Linked DNA regions of Homo sapiens: region 1 is linked to region 2. The links are chromatin loops, found by intact Hi-C in ENCODE. Cell type or tissue: heart right ventricle. All regions are shown on one strand. Each heading gives the region's core, and the rest is flanking DNA. Links, peaks and the distances in the headings are about the cores only.

The links. A loop is a pair of places that touch in the nucleus more often than their neighbours do. Peaks named below come from ENCODE experiments on the same cell type or tissue, not always from the same donor. Only the 100,000 strongest peaks of a DNase experiment are listed, where the experiment ranks them.
Region 1: it touches region 2 in a loop (2.5-fold over the local background); 43 of 110 quality-filtered maps call a loop at or near these places.

Annotation. Positions count from the first base shown.
Region 1 is chr19:2,227,942-2,233,237 of GRCh38, reverse strand. DOT1L (DOT1 like histone lysine methyltransferase) reads right to left here. Exons shown (of 28, transcript NM_032482.3): 28 at 660-3,453. The coding sequence ends at 3,446. It overlaps PLEKHJ1 (pleckstrin homology domain containing J1), which reads left to right. Exons shown (of 6, transcript NM_018049.3): 6 at 1-85. Among named protein-coding and RNA genes, the nearest start is that of MIR1227, 3.6 kb to the left of the region's middle. In heart right ventricle, for the core only: a CTCF peak has its summit at 1,434; no DNase peak of the experiment used is centred there; H3K27ac peaks cover 1,109 bases.
Region 2 is chr19:2,172,300-2,182,334 of GRCh38, reverse strand. It overlaps DOT1L (DOT1 like histone lysine methyltransferase), which reads right to left. Exons shown (of 28, transcript NM_032482.3): 2 at 1,579-1,622. Among named protein-coding and RNA genes, the nearest start is that of DOT1L, 13 kb to the right of the region's middle. RefSeq lists enhancers at 1,062-1,645, 8,343-8,861. In heart right ventricle, for the core only: no CTCF peak of the experiment used is centred there; no DNase peak of the experiment used is centred there.

The sequences.
Region 1 (5,296 bases), core at 427-2,926, 54 kb before region 2:
AGGGCCCTGGCTGTGCACCTGGGGAAGTGGTTGCCCTGGGGCCAGGGTGCTTGTTCTGTTCAAATAAAGGTACCTCTTTTCCACACTGGATGGCGGTGAAGTGAAGGAGAGGGGAGGGGCAGCCAGGGAGCCCCCACCCAAGGGAAGTAAGGCTCAGGGTCCTGAGAGGCAGTGGCTGGGCCTCCTGCACTGAGGGGAGAGCTAGAACCCCCAGCCAGGACAGGTGGAGGCTGGGACCCAGGCCTGGGGAGAACAGAGCTGCTGTGTGGTATCAGGAATCCTGTGGTGACCTGGGGTCCTGCCTCTGGCATTCACGGGCCCTCCCGGAGTGTGGCTGGGGCCTGGGCGGGCTTTGGTCCATCTGATGTGAAAAGGACTTTGCCGATGTCATTGGGGTCGCAGATCTGGTTTTCCGTTCATCAAAAGGCACTTTGCCTGTGGCCTGGTGCCCTCATAAGCCTCCCCTTGCCTGTGGCCTGGTGCCCTCATAAGCCTCCCCAAGGCCAGGGTGTCCTGGTGTCAGCCCCCGGAGCTTCTGCTAGGAGCACCCCTAGGCCCTCCACTCCCCGTTTCGGCGATGACACACTAGCCGGGGCCTCTCACTGGCCGCCAGGAGACGCCTCATGCCACCTGGAAGAAAGGCTGCCATTCACACCAGGTCCGAGTGAAAACAGTCTGTTTATTACAGCGTCTAGAGGTGGGGATGCAGAATGCAGGGGTGCCCAGAGGAAGGGGCGCCTGCAGCCCAGGGGCGGACCGTGACAATGCGCGCAATCCAAATACAGTTCACCCGGAAGACACGGCAGAGCCTCCCACGTTACAAAGGCTGACACAGACCAGCAGCGTGTTGTGTTGGGAGGGGGGTCTGACCACGATGGCGAGGGCAGTCGGCGGGGGGTGGGGGGCCTGCTGACCACTGAACAGACTGACGCATCCTGGGGGCAGATAAATTAAGGGGGAAGTCTTAAATAAGTCACTGTGCGTGCCTCATGGGCCGAGGAGGGGGTATCCTAGTTTTTAGGGTTCCTATCAATTCCTGAGCAAGAGCCACTCCCAGGCGCCGCCCGCCCACCCACAGTCAGCAGCAGCAGCACAGGTCCCCGCCAGCTGCCCACGGAAACTCAGGCCAGGTGCCAGCACCAGGCTCCAGATCCCCAGTCTCCACAGCCACCCTGCCACCCGCCACACACCACCCCTCAGTCTGGGAGTGTCTGAGAAGAACACAGGCCCAGGGCTCAGAACAGGAGGGTGTCCGCAGGCAGCCACCACACTAGTTCACGTGTGGTGACACGCATATGACCCAGTGGGCTCAAGGAGACTTCTGCCTGGGCCAGTGGCTCTGAGACCCAGTGCGTGTCCTGAACATACGGTGGCCTGCGTGGGCAGGAGCCCTGCATGGCCATCTGCAGGACCCGTGATGGCACCCGGACTGCCACTGTCACCTAGAGGGAGGCAGAAGTAATACAGTGTTTAAAGAATGTGTCTTGTTCTAGACCAGGGACTCGGCCGTCTCTGCCATCAACCCTGTGGCGTATCCGGCCCGTGGCGACACAGAGCAGGCTGCCTGTCCTGAAGGCCAGGCTCGGGGCTTGGGGCTCAGGCAGAGGCACAGCACCTTCTAGCTGAGAGCACCAACGTGGGGTGGGGAGGGCACTGGGCACCACTTAAGAGGACAGGTCCGGAGCACCATCTTCAGAACTCAGCTATGTTGGAGGGTGGGGGTCTGAGAGGTTGTTGGGGGCTGGGGGAGGCAGCACCCCCCTCACCAGGCACAAGCAGGGGTCTTCAGGCCCTCCCACACAGGACTCCCCCACCTAGCAACCACAGAAGCCTTTCCTCCGTGGCTCCCTTTGGAGGCCACGTGGTAGGGATGTGACGTGTGTCCATCCTGCCCTTGGGAACCAGAACACAGGGCTGGCAGCTCCCTGGAGGGTGGATCTGTGGCACCTTGGGGAAGGGGCTCCCCGATGCCATCTCACAGGAGCAAGCACTTGAGAAGGTGGGCTCAGCAAGTGCCACACAGCCCAGGGCCAGATGCGGGGAGCTCAGACTCCCAGATCCCATCCTCCAGGGAGGGCACAGAGCCACCACTGCTCAGACAACCCAGGCCCTGACTGCTCAGGGCTCCAGAAGCACTGGAGTGGCCCTGCCTGCCTGCTACACCCCGGCCTCAGCTCCTCTCCTTCCACACCCAGTCCCAGGCACCCGCCAAGGCTGCAGAGTGGGGGGCCGACGTCACCCTGGGGCCTAGGGCCAGAGAGGCCAGGTTTCAGCAGTGCACCCTGGCCCCAGCACACCCACAGCAGCTGGGAGAACCAGCACAGGCTCCAAGGGATGGGTGCCAGGCGTGGCCCTGACAGGAAGGGATGTGGGGCAGGCAGGGGCGCCGGCAGCTCTGTCTGGGCTGCTGGGAGCTGCAACTGAGGGGTCTAGGGTCGGGGCTGACGCTGGGGCCATTTTGTGCACTGTTTGAATAAATAAGGTTTTTTCCCCTCGCTTTTCTTTCCTCTTCACTGTGCATTATACCATCTAAAAATAAAAGCTGTCAAATCTATGAAATTTATAAATTCTCATCACATCTCTATAAAATACTGCCACTCATTAGTGTGACTCTCTCCTGTACAGAAACACCAAGGGACCCACGACAGGCCTGCCCCGCATCGCAGGGCATGCTGCGAGCCATGGACAGCCGAGAAATACAAAAGTAAATGCACTTGTTCAACGTGCCCGCGCCGTCCTCACAGCACCATCGCGCAGCACATGGCCAGCTGCGTCACCGCGCAGGCCCCTTCACATGCAAGGGCGCAACCCACGCCCCGGAGGGTGAACAGTCTGGGGGTTCACAGTGCCGGGGTAAAGGTGAAGAGCTCAGGGCAGGCGCCAGGGCGCTCAGGAAGGGGCTCAGGCCGCGGGGAGGCCTCCGAGGAATGTGGTGGCGACGGGCCTGCCTTTGGTACGGGAGCAGCGCGTCGGGGGAGCCGGCCGGGCGGCGTTTCCGAGAACGGGGTTCGGCGTTGTCAGCGTCTAGTCAGCACCAAGCGGGTGGAGGCAGGCGCGGGCCTGGGGACGAGATAGCACCGGGGCAGGCTGTGGCGAATCCGCTGGCGGGCCCGCCCTGCAGACACGTGTCTTTATATAGAGCTCTCATATATAGATATTTATATTTCTCAATAAGTTGCCTTTTACCACTTAGATGGAATAAAATAAGTCAGAATTGTTTATACTTTTTAAAAAATGATAAATACTTTATCTAAAACTATCGACAGTACAAACTGGACCAGTCCCAGCCTCCTGCGGCGCGTGCCGCCGATTCACAGTGGAGCTCCCGTCCGTCCTTGCCTCTGCCGTCCAGGGGTGGGAGCCCGGCAGGCCGGCGGGCACCATGCCGCGGGCGCGAGTTGGTCCACACCGTCCTTGCATAGGTCTCGCGGTTGAGGTAGAAATCCTAGTTACCTGCAGAAGGGCACAGCGGGAAGAGCGGCCTGAGGTTACCATCGCGCCTGGGGGAGCCCAACACTCACCCAGGCTGGGGACCGAGGCCTCCCACGAGCACACACGCCACCTGGGGCCAGCACCATGACAGGCATAGTGCCAGCTCCTCTAACCACAACAGACGACGGGCGTGCCCCGTGACAGACCAGGGAGCCTGACACCTGGACACGCCGGCCAAGCTCCAGCCTTCCTCCAAAGGAGACACACAGCCGAGTCCAGCTAAAGCCACCCTACCTGCAGCTCATCTCCTAAGAGACCCAGCATAGCTTGTCCAGCCCGCAGGTGCCCGCATTGACCCGCCAGGCTGACCAGCCCTGGCCACAGCCTCCGCCTTGGCTCCTGGCTCCCAGTCCTCCTCTCCTTGCCCGGTGGGCTTTGGACTCGCCCAGGAAGGCCTGTGTCCCAGGGGCCCCTGAGGCAGAAGGCCAGGGGCAAGCAGAGGGCACCTTTGCACTACGCCGCCAGGCACGCCATGTCCCTGGAGGGCACGGGTGGCCAACTGCCCTCAGGGGTCAGCGGCCACAGTCTCCACAGCCTCTTGGGGGAGGAGTGAACAGGACATTCCCTGAAGGCCTCACATCATCAAAATCACTCCTGCTTCCAACTTCCTTCTGGTCTCAAAGGTGGGCACCGTCTACACTAACCTGCCCAGCTTGGTGCTGACATCTGAGCAGCTGAAAGCCCCTCGGCTGTGGGCCATGACCACAGGGCAGTGTGGCCATCAGCCGTGTCCAGCAAGGGGGCCTCAACACGCAGGGCACAGAGCTTGCCTCTCGACCCCGCCGGGAACCCATCAGCCCCCAGGCAGGCAGGGCACTTGGGGCTTCACTGGCTCCCTATGAGGGCATCCGAGGCTACTGGCCAGACAGCCCCGACCAGAGGCATCCAGCCAGCCACCCTGGCTCTCCAGGACCTCTGCAGCCGGCACCGTGCCTGCTACATGCTGGGCGCCTGGGGAACAGCACCAAGCCACGCCACCCGTCATGAGTGACCTGGGCCTGGTGCGGATGGAGCCCTGGAGACTGCTCTAGGAGCTAGAGCTCCCAGCCCCCTGGCCTGGCACCCCGTGAGCCTCGCCCACAGGGGCTGGCACAGCTGCCCCCAGGGCTGGCCTCAGTCCTGCGGCGTCACCGCAGGAACCCAGCTGCGGGCAGCTGGAACCCAACACACTCAGGCCACTCCATGGCTGGTGCCCGTCCTGTAGTCCCTCCTCTCGCGACCATCTCCCTGGTCTCCCTGGCTCTCTCCCTCTTCCCTCCTCAGGACCCCCGGAACTTCTGCCGAGCCCTGTGGCCGTCTTCTCTGCCAAAGGAAGGACAGTTCAGTGTCTGGAGTGAGCCACCGCGCAGGGCTCTGGCCTTACCTTACACAATACGCACTGCTAGCTAAGCAAGGTCTTTATCGCGGCTTAACCCCCGAAAGGTGCGCGGCATAGGGAGGCGGCATGCCGAGGGACACCCACACCGCGGACGGCCCCGTGGCGCTGGCCTGTGGGATCCCGGGCGCGGCCTGGGCCAGGGCCAGCCGGGGCAGGGGCTGGTGGTGCACCGTGAAGGAGGGGCGGGCGCCCTTGTGCGGGAGGGAGGTGAGCTTGATAGACAAAGAGGCGTTAGCAGGCGGCAGAGAGGCAGCAGAGGTGGGGGGCAAGAAAGCTTGGTTAGGCGGGAGGGACGCGAGGCTCTGCAGAAGCGCGGGCTCAGGGTTAGAGGCCAGCAGCGTTGGGGGAGGAGGCAAGGCGGCGTTAGGTGGAGGGGGGGCGTGGAGGACGGGCGGCCCCGCGGGGGACCGGCCCAGGTGCGCAGGC
Region 2 (10,035 bases), core at 3,413-5,912:
CCTGGATTCAAGTGATCAACCCTCCCAGCCTCTCAAAGCACTGGGATTCCAGGTGTGAGCCACCATGCCCAGCTGAGCATTATTTATTTATTTATTTATTTATTTTTGAGATGGAGTCTCACTCTTATCACCCAGGCTGCAGTGCAGTGGCACCATCTTGGGTCACTGCAACCTCCGCCCCCTGGGTTCAAGCTATTCTCCTGCCTCAGCCTCCAAAGTAGCTGGGACTATAGGCACCTGCTACCTCACCCGGCTAATTTTTGTGTTTTTTTTTAGTAGAGACAGGGTTTCCCCAAGGTGCCCAGGCCAGTCTCGAACTCCTGGCCTCAAGCGATCTCCCTGCCTTGGCCTTCCAAAGCGCTGGGATTATAGGCGTGAGCCACCGTGCACAGCTTGAGCATTCTTAAAAAGACTGCCCGGCCCTCTGTGAGGAGCACCCACAGAGGCCCACGCCAGCAGAGTCTTGGCCCCCAGCTGCAACAAGAGAAACCCAGGCAGAGAGAGGCGGCTGGCCGCCAGAAGCATGCTGCAGCTGGGCTGGGGCTGGGGCTGGGGCTGGGGCTGGGGCTGGTGCTGGGCGGGGGCTGGGCTGGGGTCCAGCTGCCTGATCCAGAGCCCTCCCTCCAACCATAACACCAGACTTCTTTTACAAAGAACAGAGGGGCCCCTACTCCACTGCCTGGTCCACGGATCATGACATTAAAAAAAAGCAGATCCCACATTCTAAGCACGGACCCTGGGTCAGGCCCACCCTGGCCGACCTACACAAACGATTTCACTTAATCCTCAAACAACCTGGCCAGGGAGGTGCCGCTGGGCCCCAACACTGAACTACAGGGCCTCAGGAGCTAGGGGCCTGGCACAGAGCCACCCGGCCAAGAGGAGCTCAGCATGGCCCTTATGGCAGCTGCAGGCCTGGGCAGATGCTGGGCATGGGCACGGGCGGTGTCCTCACAGCCCAGTATGCTAAGGAACAGACCAGCAAGACGCCAGGGCCACATGGACACATGTGGCCTCCGTGCAGGTGCCACACAATGAGGGTTCTGACCCTGAGCACCTGAGACACGCAGAATGCCGGCCACCATGGGCAGCTTCCCAGTGGGCAGCAGAGAGGCACCCAGAGGGCCTCCCTGCACTGTTGCTGCAGATCCTGGAGCCCAGGCTGGAGCTTACGAGGACAGGACGGCCTCCGCCTCCTGCCCATCCAAGTCACCCCCAGAATGCTCCTCTCTGCACCCATGGGGCACAGACACAGGAGGCCGTCGAGGGCGCGTGAGGGTGAAGGTCGGCCCAAAACCCACAGCAGGGAGACTGACAAGGAGACAGAGGAAGGCAGGGCAACGCCCCTGGAGGACCCACTGGACACCCCAGCAGCTCAAGACTTCTGCACCCACTGGCCAGGAATGGAGCTGGGAGAAGCAGCTCTACCCGTCCCTGAGTCACCCCTGATCCGCTTCACAACACCTCCAGGAGTCCACCCCTGCAGGAGCCATCCCCACAACAGAATCTGCAGGGCACGGGTGTCCACGGAAGTGGCTCAGGGCTGTGAAGACAACACACTGCAGGCCGTGCACTCACCGGATGGTCTCGATGATTTCATGAGCAGCATCGTGATGTTTATCCTGAAACAGAGAGAGAAGTTTGAGACGCAGAGCCATCCTCCACCCCGTGAGCCCATCGCTCTCTTCCCGGACAAGCGATGCCGTCAACTTCCCATCTCTTCATTTCCCAACTGGTGCAGCTCCCAAGCCCACCACCCAGCGGGTACCACCAGAGACACTCCCAGACCCTGGACCACGAAGGGAACACAGACCTTGCCGGGGACCTATTCTGGCACGCTGTGTCCTACTACAGGCAGCGAGCAGGCAGCGGCCTGGGATGGAGTCTATGGCCCCCGGTCCTGCTCCTCTCCCACCCTAAAGCAAACGGCCGCCCCAAGCTCCGCTCCACATGTCTCCCCATTTTTTCCCTGGAGGTCAGTTGATCCCTCAACACAGCCCAAGTCCCTCAGACCGCGCTCCGCAGGCCCACCGGGAATTCTCCCGACGCTGCTCCAGCCAGGGAGCTCCAGCCTGGCTGGGAGTCCTGCGTTGGCAAAGGCCTGGTATGTGACCGCAGGTGATAGAGCCTCCACGGGGCCTGTTTCCCCAACTGTACCATGGGAAAAAAACCACTGGGCTAGCCCACGTGGGCGGCCTCGCCATAGCCCAGAACCTGCCACAACTAAAACCAAGGTCCTTGGCCTAACACAGATCCCTCCCCGTCCAGCACCCTGCCCTTCGCTCCCTCTACAAGGCCAATGTCAAAGGCAGGTTCACACCCAGCAGGGCCACCCAAGCCTCTCCGACTCCACACCCATCACCGAGAATCAGAGACCAAGTGCACGCCACCAGGACACGTGCACTTTCGTCGCGTCTGCGTGCTACTGTGCTGATATAAACCCACAACAGGCTGGGTGCAGGGAGCGAATCACTTGAGCCAGGAGTTCGAGGCCAGCCTGGGAAACAGCGAGAGCCCATGTCTTTTTTCTGTTTGTTTGTTTGTTTGTCGCCCAGGCTGGAGTGAAGTGGTGCAATCTCGGCTCACTGCAACCTCCACCTCCCAGGTTCAAGGGATTCTCCTGCCTCAGCCTCCCGAGTAGCTGGGATTACTGGCATGAGCCACCACGCCTGGCTAACTTTGTATTTTTGGTAGAGACAGGGTTTCTCCATGTTGATCAGGCTGGTCTCGAAATCCTTACCTCAGGTGATCCGCCCACCTCAGCCTCCCAAAGTATTGGGATTACAGGCCTGAGCCACCGTGCCCAGCCAGCCCATGTCTTTTTTATAAAAATGAACAATTTTTTTTTAAATCCCCAATAGGTAAACGCCAAAGCAATAAGAGTTGCAGACGCGATCCCCTGGATGCTGCAGTCCACAGGGCGCGTCAGAGGCCGCCCAGGCAGCCGTGCAGCCTCAGCGAGCCTCTCCCAGGCAGCCGTGCAGCCTCAGCGAGCCTCTCCCAGGGCAGAGAAAAAGCAACCAGCAGGGCACCTGTGGACACCACCTGACGAAACACAAGGCCAGCGTCATCACAGTGAGACACGCAGCCGCCACGAGCCTCCCAAGGCCCAGCGGGACGCAACCCCATCTGTGGGGCTCCTGCCAGGATGCAGAACCTCAGTATAACCCTGAGAGAAGCAGCCAAGCCTGACTGAGGGGTGCCACACAGAGACCCCAGCTGGCTCTCCTCCAAAGGCCAGACCATAGGAGACCCCCCCCCAGCTTTCCTTATGCACTGAGGGATCAGCCTAGATAGGGGAGACAGGAGACACAAGGGCTCATGGCAATGATGGGATGGGACGTATATGCCACTGAGGCCACAGCTCCGTCCACCTCCTGGTTCGGATCAGGGTACTGTGATGAAATAAAGCCACATAGAAAGTCTGTGCGGTGCTTTGCAACTTTCTTCTAAGTCTAAAACCACTTTAGGGGTTGGCGTGGTGGCTCACACCTGGAATCCCAGCGCTTTGGGAAGCTGAGGCAGGTGGATCACGAGGTCAGGAGATAGAGACCATCCTGGCTAACAAGGTGAAACCCCGTCTCTACTAAAAATAGAAAAAATTAGCTGGGCGTGGCCGGGCGCGGTAGCTCACACCTGTAATCCCAGCACTCTGGGAGGCCAGCTGAGGCGGGTGGATCACAAGGTCAGGAGATCAAGACCATCCTGGCTAACACAATGAAACCCCATCTCTACTAAAAAATACAAAAAGTTAGCCAGGCGTAGTGACGGGTGCCTGTAGTCCAGCTACTCGGGAGGCAGAGGCAGGAGAATGGCGTGAACCCGGGAAGCGGAGCTTGCAGTGAGCCAAGATCGCGCCACTGCACTCCAGCCTGGGCAAAAGAGCAAGACTCCGTCTCAAAAAAAAAAAAAAAAAAAATTTCAAAGTGAAGTGTGTTTTGGAGATTTTTTGTTTTTTTTTTTTTTCTGGTAGAGACAAGGTTTCACCATGTTGGCCAGGCTGGTCTCAAACTCCTGGCCTCAAGTGAGCTGTCTGCCTTGGCCTCCCAAAGACATGGTGAAACGCCATCTCTACAAAAAAATACCAAAAAAAAAAAAAAAATGGCCAGGCATGGTGGTTCACACCTGTAATCCCAGCACTTTGGGAGGCCGAGGCGGGTGGATCACTCGAGGTCAGGAGTTCAAGACCAGCCTGGCTAACACAGTGAAACCCCATCTCTATGAAAAATACAAAAAAAAAAAAAATTAGCTGGGCATGGTGGTGCGTGCCTGTAATCCCAGCTACTCAGGAGGCTGAGCCAGGAGATTCACTTGAACTCAGGAGGCAGAGGTTGCAGTGAGCTGAGACTGCACCACTGCACTCCAGCCTGGGATACAGAGTGAGAATCCATCTCAAAAAAAAAAAAAATTGCTAGGTGTGGTGGCACACACCTGTAATCCAAGATACTCAGTGGCTGAGGCAGGAGAATCTCTTGAACCCAGGAAGCAGAGCTTGCAGTGAGCCAAGGTCGCACCACTGCACTCCAATCTGGGCAGCAGAGTGAGATTCCAGCTCAAAAAAAAAAAGGAAAAAGAAATAGGAGGAGGCAAGAGCCGGGGCTGGGCAGAGCGGAGAGCAGGGCTGGCGAGGGTTGGCGAGGGAGCAGGCAGAACTTGCAGGCCCCGGACAAAGTGAAAATAGGGTCCCTTGCTCAAAGGTGGCTAAAGAACTTCAACACGAGCTGGGCGCAGATCATGAGGTCAGGAATTCGAGGCCAGCCTGGCCAACGTGGCGAATACTAATAACACAAATATTAGCTCTATCACTAGTAATACAAAAATTATTACCACTAATAATATAAAAATTGTTAGTAGTACTAATAATACAAAAATTAGCTGGGTGTGGTGGCGGGTGCCTGTAATTCCAGCTACTAGGGAGGCTGAGAGAGGAGACTTGCTTGAACCCGGGAGGCAGAGGTTACAGTGAGCCGAGATCGCGGCATTGCACTCCAGCCTGGGCGACAAGAGCAAAACTTTTTCTCCCAAAAAAAAAAAATTGTTCCTGCGTGATTTGACTGCGTGTGTGGGGCGAGTGCAGCACACCTGGTCGTTTCCTGTATGTTCTGTGCTCTGCACAGCTCCTTCCCGCCAGCCACATGTCGGGTGCCCACAGCCGAGTGGCTAGTGGCTGCCGTCAGGACAGTGCCGCTCCACAGAGCTCCCCCTCACGGGGGAGTCTTCTTCCTGCGGACCCCCACAGACTGCTGCGGGATGTTGCAGGGTGCAGCCGGAAGCACTGGGTTCTACGCATCTGAAGCGAGACCCAGAGGGCCAGCCTGCTCTCTGGATAGGGGCTGGGGGCGGGAGGAAGGGGTGCTGGGCCTGCTCCCTCATATCGGGGTCCTGCTTCTGTGAGACCCCTTTCCTCCTGCTCACTGTCAGGGCCCACGGCAGGGTTCCCCTCTCCCTCCTCAAGCTGGAATTCCAGCCTGCTGTGGTCCCAGAAGTTCCTGTCTGTCCATAGCGTCTTCCCCAGTGATCATCTGACAGAGGGCCCTGCCTCGCCTGGTTTCAGAGTTTTCTTGTCACAGGGAGTCGCTGTCTCAAAGTGGTGGCCGCGGGAGCTGCATGTCTGGCTGGCAGTGTTTGCAGCTGTGGTTTGAGTGTCCTGAGGCTGCGCAGGTTGGAGGGGGCTGTCGGCCCAAGTCCCCCTTCCTAGGATTCAGCCAAGCGCTTCTCACAGGCGCAGGCCTTACTGGAACAGAGAATGTTCCTGGGAGCCAGATGACTCACAGGTGTGAGGGCTGGAAATGCTCTGATTGACAGCGGTGTCACCTGCCCTTGCCTGCTCTCCTTGGCAGCGTGACATTATTTTGGGGGCCACGTAAGTGTACTTCTAAAAATGAGTGCCCCGCAGAAGCAGTAGCAGGGTGAACTCGCTCTGCAACTCCCGCGAGCCGTGCCCTCTGCCCCACGCCTGTTTCGTCCTTGTGCCTCATTCCCTGTCATTCACAGCTAGGGAGACAGTGTCCCCACCAGGCAGTGCACCCCGAGTTACTGCCCCTGTCCCCTCTTGCTCGCACTGCCTCCTGTCCAGAGGTGCCTTGTGGTGTGGGATGCTGTGTGGACCGAGGGCTGGGGGACAGGGCTTTGTGCAGACTTCACCAGGTTTTTCTGAATCCCAAAGGCCAAGCGGTGACATTCCCTCTCATGGTGGGTGGGTGTGCAGGGCCTGGAGGACCCCCAACTGAGAGTGGATGTCTAGTAAAAGCAGCCTCGGCCAAGAGGCGTTTCCAGCACAGACCTGTTCCTGGAGAGCCCAGGGGACAGGCAGAGCCGGGACACAGAGGTTGGGTGATCATCCCAGGGCCCATGTCTAGAGCAGCACGGTTGGGTTCGTACTCCTGGTCTATGGGTGGGAGCCTCTGTGCGGAAGAGCCCAGTGCTGGCTTCCAGCTCGTGTGGGAGTTCCTTTCTTTTTTTGAGACGGAGTTTTGCTCGTTGCCGAGGCTGGAGTGCAGTGGTGTGGTCTCGGCTCACTGCAACCTCTACCTCCCAGGTTCAATGGCGCAGTCTCGGCTCACTGCAACCTCCACTTCCTGGGTTCAAGCGATTTTCCCGTCTCAGCCTCCTGAGTAGCTGGGATTATAGGCGTCAGCCACCACGCCTGGCTAATTTTTTGTATTTTTAGTAGAGATGGGGTTTCATCACGTTGGCCAGGCTGGTCTTGAACTCCTGACCTCAGATGATCCACCCACCTCAGCCTCCCAAAGTGCTGGGATTATAGGCGTGAGCCACTGCGTCCAGCCAGAACAATTTTTTAATTACATGATAAAATGATAATATTCCAGTTATACTTGGTTAAATAAGTTATGAAAATTTATCTCCTTGGCCAGATGCAGTGGCCCATGCCTGGGGTCCCAGCAACTTAGGAGGCTGAGGCAGGAGGATCACTGGAGCCCAGGAGTTTGAGGCCACAGTGAATCATGATCGTCACTGCACTCTAACCTGGGCAACATAGCAAGACCTCAACTCTTAAAAAGATACAAAATATCGGCCAGGCGCCATGGCTCACGCCTGTAATCCCCAAGCACTTTGGGAGGCCAAGGCGGGCAGGATCATGAGGTCAAGAGATCGAGACCATCCTGGCTAACACAGTGAAACCCTGTCTCTACTAAAAATATAAAAAATTAACCGGGCGTGGTGGTGGGCGCCTGTAGTCCCAGCTACTTGGGAGGATGAGGCAGGAGAATGGCATGAACCCGGGAGGCGGGGCTTGCAGTGAGCCGAGATGGCGCCACTGCACTCCAGCCTGGGCAACAGAGCAAGACTCCATCTAAAAAAAAAAAAATATATATATACACACACACACACACACACACACACACACACACACATATATTTAAAAACTTAAAAAGAGATCAGACATAATGGCTTATGCCTGTAATCCCAGCACTCTGGGAGGTTGAGGCGGGAGGACTGCTTGAAGCTAGGAGTTTGAGATCAGCCTGGACAACATATTGAGACCCTCATCTCTTCAAAAAAAGTTTTTGCTTTTTTTTTTTTTTAACTAGCTGGGCATGACAGGTACACCTGTAGTCTCAGCTGTTTGGGAGACTGAAGTGGGAGGATCACTTGAGCCCAGGAGTTCAAGGCTGCAGTGAGCTGTGATCACACCACTGCACTCCAGCCTGGGTGAACAGCAAGACCCCATCTCTAAAAAAAGAAAAAAACAAAATTTATCTTAGCTTTTGCGATTCTCCTGCCTCAGCCTCCCAAGTAGCTGGGATTACAGGCGTGCGCCACCACACCCAGCTAATTTTGTATTTTTAACAGAGACGGGGTTTCTCCACGTTGGTCAGGCTGGTTTCAAACTCCCAACCTCAGGTGATCTGCCCGCCTCGGCCTCCCCAAGTCCTGGGATTACAGATGTGAGCCACTGTGCCCAACCTGACAGAGCATTTTTAGACTTGACCCTCAACCCAAGGTCCACACAGGCCCTGGCCCAAGTCCATGCAGCTACTTCACAGCAGAGCTGGGCCTGGACATCAGAGCATGTTGCTTCCTGGCTGAGCATCTGTCTGTAGGATCAAGGGCAGTGTGAAAAGGGGACTCAGACCTCCACAGGAGGAAGACGGTGCTGCCCGAGAGCCAGGGAGAGCTCAGACCAAGGATGGCTGACAAGGCTTCAGCTGACTTGATAATAACTAGCCCATGTGCAACAGCCCCAGCTGGCTGGGCACAGCTGTGCACGCCTGTAGTGCTAGCACTTTAGGAGGCTGAGGTGGAAGGATCGCTTGAGCCAGGAGTTCAAGGTTGCACTGTTATGATCACGCCACTAAACTCCAATACTCCAGCCCGGGTGACAGAGTTTGTCTCAAACAAACAAACAAACAGCCCAAGCTACGCAACAACCAAAGGAGTTCCCTGGAAACAGTCAAAGCAACTCGACACTGGAGGGGCTCAGGAGGGCTGAGGCCACCCACACAGGCTGCTGTGAAGCTGTGAGAGGAAGCTCAGCTCACCAGGCCTCTGGTTTCATAAAACACAACCGGAGCGACCCCGTCTTGAAGTGCGTAGTGAGGCACTCGCAAGGTACCGGGAAGGTTCACACTTATGAGCTGCCCACCAAGGACACAGAGCATCTATGGGTCTGGGGGAGGTCTTCCGGGCAGCCCGCAGAACCCGTGCCCGCTGTACTGAGAGGGCCGGTGAGCAGGCTGGGCTTGAAGGGTGGTCGGATGGCACCACCCGGCTGGCCTCCAGTGAGTGTCTGCACGTTCCAGGTTTACTCGCAACCCTGGCCGTTTCTCACAGACGGAGGCGCTAAGGAAGAGCAGGCACCCTCTGCCTGCTCCCCGAGGACGCCCTGCTCTGTCAGGGAGGCCCGCTGTGTAAGGAAGCGGCTTGGTGGCTGCTCTCACTGTGATCCGCGGCTCACCTCGAGTTCTCTCCTCTCTTGGGGTCTGCATCAGGACCCTCTTTTTCCAGCAGCAAAGCAACACAGGAGGGAGGCTGGACGCGCTGACCAGAACTCTCCTCGCCCTCGTCTGAGCACAGGCTGACAGACACCGACCCTCTAGCCTGAGGCCAAAGCCACAGCGTGACAGGGAAGGAGGAAAGCGCGGGACTCGTGGGCCTCCTAAAGCCACAGCGTGACAGGGAAGGAGGAAAGCGCGGGACTCGTGGGCCTCCATGCAGGGAAAAACGCTCCAGGACGCTAGGGGAGACCAGCACTGACTGCTGAGGCGGCAGCGTTTCCTTTTGGGGTGATTAGAACGTTCTGGAATTAGACAATGGTGACGACTGCACAATCTGTGAATATACTAAAACACACTGAAATGTACACTTAAAACGGGTGAACTTTTTTTTTTTTTTTGAGATGGAGTCTCGCGCAGTTGCCCAGGCTGGAGTGCAGTGGCACGATCTCAGCTCACTGCAAGCTCCGCCTCCTGGGTTCATGCCATTCTCACGTCCAGCCTAAAACAGGTGAACTTTATGATACGTGAACTGTCACAACAAGGATGTTATTTCAAAAAAAAGAGGAAAAATATTGCCAGGCGCAGTGGCTCACGCCTGTAATCCCAGCACTTTGGGAGGCAGGGCAGGCAGACCACGAGGTCAGGAGTTTGAGACCAGCCTGATTAACATGGTGAAACCCCGTCTCCACTAAAAATACAAAAACTAGCTGGGCCTGGTGGCACACATCTGTAATCCCAGCTACTCGGGAGGCTGAGGCAGGAGAATGGCTTGAACCCAGGAGGCGGAGGTTTCAGTAAGCCGAGATGGCGCCACTGCACTCCAGCCTGAGTAAAAAGAGTGAGACTCTGTCTTCAAAAAAAAAAAAAGAAAGAAAGAAAAGTGGCTGGCCGGGCACGGTGGCTCACACCTGTGATCCCAGCACTTTGGGAGCCCAAGGCGGGTGGATCATGAGGTCAGGAGATCGAGACCATCCTGGCTAACATGGTGAAACCCCATCTCTGCTAAAAATACAAAAAATTAGCTGGGCGTGGCGGCGGGCGCCTGTAGTCCCAGCTACTCGGGAGGCTGAGGCAG